2 separate regions of the Homo sapiens genome follow, and region 1 is linked to region 2. Evidence: chromatin loops called from intact Hi-C (ENCODE). Cell type or tissue: B cell. All regions are shown on one strand. Region 1 has its middle 62 kb from the start of ADO. Region 2 overlaps LOC124902436 (talanin).

Region 1 (2,500 bases), 90 kb before region 2:
CTGTTCCTCCTTCAATCACAATAGTAATCATAAAGAGCACTCCTATATTTTATAATTTGCAAAGTCCTTTTATATTTCAAGTTGTTTGAAGTTGATGGAATATGTGGCAAGTGGGACAAGACATTATCTTCATTCTACAGATGAAAGAACTGAGGTTCAAAGAAGTCAATGTGTTTGTGTTTACCTGCCTCAAAAGAGGCAGGACCAAGCCCTGAATTCTAGCATTCCCCTTGTGCTCCACGTTGCTTCCTTTTTATTTTATTTTTTTGGTACAGAGTGTTACTCTATCACCCAAGCTGGAGTGCAGTAGTGATGTCAGCTCACTGCAACCTCCGCCTTCTGGGTTCAAGCTATTCTCATGCCTCAGCCTCCCTGGTAGCTGGGACTACATGTGCATGCCACCATGCCTGGCTAATTTTTGTATTTTTAGTAGAGATGAGGTTTCACCATGTTGGTCAGGCTGGTCTCGAACTCCTGGCCTCAAGTGATTCACCCACTTCGGCCTCCCAAAGTCCTGGGATTACAGGCATGAGCCACTGCGCCTGGCCCCAAGTTGCTTCTCTTAAGCCACTTACTCAAGCATCTGAGAGAGAATGAGGCTCTAAGGAGAATGTGTCTCTTACTTTCTTTGACCTTGGTTGAACCAAAATGCTCTGTAAATACACTTGAGATTGTCTGTGAAAGATTCATCAGCCAAGAAATAAAAGTGGCACATTCGAAGTGATTAAAAATGAGGTTCAACTGTACTGTAACTTGCTGGGTAGACACCAGTACTCTGGCACCTTTGTAATTGACTGTAATTATCTCTAATCATTATTCTGTTCTGGTGGATGCTTTCTACTTCTAACAAAACCTGATCTTTTCCCCTTGTGTCACCTGGAGGGCCCTTTTTCTAATCCCCCTAGGCTTGTCATTTAAGGTTGATTGCCATGTCTCACCAGCAAAAGAGCCATGTTATTAAAACATGCACCTTCTTTTTTTCTATACTTGAGTTTTCTGTGTCACTGTTTACCTGGAAGTTTTATTTTCATAAGTTTTAAGGGTTTTGTTTCAGTTTTAAAAGTTTCTTCATATCATCTCATCAAAACAACGATTGGTAAGCCCTGTAGTTTTGTGTTGGTTTCTGGCTCTGCAATATACCTGGTATTTGTTAGCACCATAATCCCACAGGAGAAAGGGATGAAGTCAATAACTGGAAAAAGTGGGATTTGCGGACAGTAGTCTGAGATGGAGTGGGAAGCGGTGCAGGAAGAGAGGAGAGGGGCCAGAGAGGGACAGAAACAGCTTTTGTGGAAAAATGCTCCCTTGGGGCTCAGTCGGGCATCAGGACTTCACTATTGAGAGAAACTTCCCCTTTTTGGCAAACTTCATGAAAGTGAATTGTGTGTGAAGGAAAAATGACCTCACCCATTACTTTGCTTTCCATGAAGTAAAAAGCAGTGGTGGAAATTTTCTCAGAAAATCAATTTGATTCCTCTATTTCTCTTGCTGTATGATTTTTAATGTTACTCAACATTTGGACCGTCACTGCTAAGTATGTCTCTCTTTTCCTCATTTGTATTTCCCAATCACTTTATTTAGCAGCTTGCTAAATATAATGCCCCCTCACTCCCAGTCTTTTTTTAAACAGATGAAGGATGAGGCAGGAAGTAGTGACATAATTTCCCTGGATTCGCATAGTAAGTTAACGACAGAGGCCAGGGCTGGATAAGAACTCAGATCTGCTCTTTTTGTAACTCTGTTCTAGGTCACCAATTGTAGGAGATGGACCACCCTTCCAAGTTGGAGAGTTTATCAGACATTAGCAACCCAGTCCTAAAGAAGAGGGGTAAACAGACCACAGCCCACAGCCCAGGCCCAAACCCAACCTGCTGCCTGTTTTTCTATTGCCCGTGAGCTAAGAATGGTTTTTGCATTTCTGTAGGCTTTTTGGAAGTCAAAAGAAAAATAATATTTCATAACACAAGAAAATTATGTAAAATCATAATTCAGGGTTTATAAATGCAATTGTATTGGAACACAGCCACACTCATTCGTTTACATTTTTTCGATGGCGGCTTTCATCACACTGCAATGGACGAGTCGAGTGGTTGCAACAGAAACTCACAAACCCTAAAATAGTTTACAATTTATAAATTATATGGTCTGCAAAGCCTAAAATATTTACTATTGGGCCCTTTACAGTAAAAGCTTTCTGATCGCTGATATAGAAGATTCTGAGGGCTGAGACACAGAATGCATAAGCATTAGATGGTTTGGGTCATGGTTTGGATCATGTCTGGGGGCCAGTGTTTGTTAGCAATATGGAGGCAGAAGAGGGAGGGCAATGGATGATGCTAGAGCAAGATTCTGATTTTTCTCAGGGTAGGCCCTGTGTGAATCCTTAAGTACATAAAAGGACTCCTCACTCTTTTAAAAAAATTGTTTATGAGCATTTCAGTATGGGAAATAAAAATGAGACTTAAAGAAATTAAGTGATTGTCTGAATGTCAAACAGCTG
Region 2 (2,500 bases):
AAGAGTTAGTTAACTTCCTTTCTAAGCTTCATTTCTGCAACCATAAATTTAGAATGAGAATTCCTATTCTCCTTGTGAGCTGTGCTTTTTCAACAGGATTACAAAAGGGCACACCCAGCACAGTACTCATACGGACTCAGTAAGAACTGGCTTAATGACTGTGCGTTCAGTGAAAGAATTACCAATAACAGTGGCAAGCGTTTGTAGAGTATTTCTATGAGCCAGGCACTGTTCTAAGCATGTATGTTTATTAACCCATTTAATCTTTACAACATCCTGAAATGTATGTGCTATTATCATCATCATCCTAGCTTTAAAAATAAAGAAACTGCAGGGGTAACTTTCTCAAGGCCACATGACTAATAAATCACAGAGCCTGGATTTGAACTCAAGCCCAACTATCTCCAACATCCATATCTTACCCACTTCAGCATACTGCTTCCCTATAGCAAGAAGATGTAATTTACATAACAGAGGCACAGGAAATTCCATTTAAGTCATGAAACCTCCTATTTACAAATTTGAGTTTTTAAACTTGTAAGATGTCTTCTGGGATCAAATGTGATGATAATTCAATTTCTAAATCAACTGGAACAGATGGAGGCCAAATTGTATTTAACTCCAAGCCATGCAATATCTTTGGCCATGAAATGCTACCATTGTGGAGATGTTTGTAAATTATGTTTTATTTAGACACACTCTGTATGAACATATATAAGACACAGTTTTAAATAGACAGCAGTGTCATTTAGTTTCCAAAGCTGAGTGGAAATAAAAACCAGGGCCATGTAGACACACCCTAAACCTAGCACCTGCTTTTGAGGCTGCTTCAAATAATATCATCCTGATTTTTCTTGTGAATTGGCTTCGATCACTTGTGATTCCTGTGCATCTAGCATGTCTCATAACCGGCAGTCATTCATAGCCTATTTTAAGTGTGAGCATTCAAATGCTAGGTTTCGTTCATGAGCGACAACTCAGGCCATCTTCTCTGTTCACGGTGCTGGCTCTACAAGTCACTGCACACTCAACAGGGAGGTGCATGCACACAAACTTTCCAAATCGTCTTTAAAGGTTTTCAGTTCCCTTTTTTCTTTTTTTGGTTTCTATTGCCTTCCCAGTAATGGCTAAGACATTGCCAGTTTGTCTTGCTTCTTGTGATTTCTCCAGATGGCCTTATGGCCCAGGAGATCAGTTGGGACCAGGTGTTAATATCCCACTGATTTTAATCTGGCTTTTATTTTTTGTTGCAAGAAACAGAAATCTATTCAAGCCAACTCAAGACAAAGGGATTTCACATATTGCATTACATTACATTATTTTTAAATGGTAAATCCAAGAGCAGGAGCCATATCAGACCCTGGCCTTAAGGAATCCAGAACTCGAAGATGCTTCTAGATTCAAGGAAGCTCCCAGGTCTTCCACAGTAGGAGTTCATGGATGTTTGATTTCTATGTTTAAGCAACAAATGCCATGTCTTCTTCTGCTCCCTGTACTAACTGATGGTTATTTGTTTGTTTCAAGTTCAGGGCCCTAGGAGAGAATCTGATTGGTCCAGTCCATCTTTCAAAGTAGTCTGCACCTCTCTCTTCAGCATATGGGTTGTCTGCCATTGGCTCAGGTGCCCTGCCAGGGCCAATCATCTATGGATAGAGGAAGTGGGGCACTGGGTACTGAGTATGGCTTCCTGGGCCTGTCCCTTCAGCAGAAAGTGTGGGCAGGATGGGTACCCTCAGAAGAGGCTGTAGGTGGGTTGGCACAGTATTGACCTTTCCACAATACCATTGTGCAAGACACTGATGTCATATAGCCAAGACATGTAGTGGTGTATCAAGGTAAGATGATATTGTATTGACAAAGATACAAATGCAACTCAGAAAGACATCTACAAAGCCACATGCATGTATCTTTGCAATTGGCATGCTTAAAACATGAAACAAATACCATTATTCCTTTGTGATATGTTTTATCTAAAAATATTTATTCTTTTGCCCAAGTTCAGCTGTCAAACTCCATGGCTTTCTCAGGCAGGGCCTCCCAGTTTTGGTGAGCAAACTGCATTCAGCACAATTTCAGCCTGTGCCGTTCACAGAGATTACAATGGGATGACTAAACTGTAGCCACATTAACCTTTGCAGTTGCCAGCCAGTTATTGAGGTTTTGTTGTGATCGAGCTAGTGAAAACCTATTGGATTTGTTATCACCATTGACTCAGTGTCTATAATGCTTTGGGCTACAGCTTTAAACATAGGCTGAATGAATACCCACATAACTTCAGAGGTCCCATATGTCAAATATATTATGCACATGTTGTTGGTGATCTCTCCTTTGAAGACTGGCCCACTTCCACCTGGGGTCCCTGTAGAACAATGGCTCTATGATGGGACATTTTGACTGAGGTAGGAATGTTAAGGAGCATGAGTTGCGATCCAGGACTGGATGCCTTGCTGCAATGTGTGTGAAGGTTGTGGTGGGGGCGGGGGAGAGGAGCTGCTGATAT

The links. Peaks named below come from ENCODE experiments on the same cell type or tissue, not always from the same donor. Only the 100,000 strongest peaks of a DNase experiment are listed, where the experiment ranks them.
Region 1: it touches region 2 in a loop (6-fold over the local background); 3 of 110 quality-filtered maps call a loop at or near these places.

The regions. Positions count from the first base shown.
Region 1 is chr10:62,741,733-62,744,232 of GRCh38, reverse strand. No RefSeq gene overlaps it. Among named protein-coding and RNA genes, the nearest start is that of ADO, 62 kb to the left of the region's middle. In B cell, no CTCF peak of the experiment used is centred here; a DNase peak (open chromatin) is centred at 1,332.
Region 2 is chr10:62,651,947-62,654,446 of GRCh38, reverse strand. All of the region lies in intron 1 of LOC124902436 (talanin), which reads right to left. All of the region lies in intron 1 of LOC105378327 (a long non-coding RNA gene), which reads left to right. Among named protein-coding and RNA genes, the nearest start is that of ADO, 150 kb to the left of the region's middle. RefSeq lists enhancers at 987-1,236, 1,787-1,836 and a silencer at 1,537-1,586. In B cell, no CTCF peak of the experiment used is centred here; a DNase peak (open chromatin) is centred at 1,006.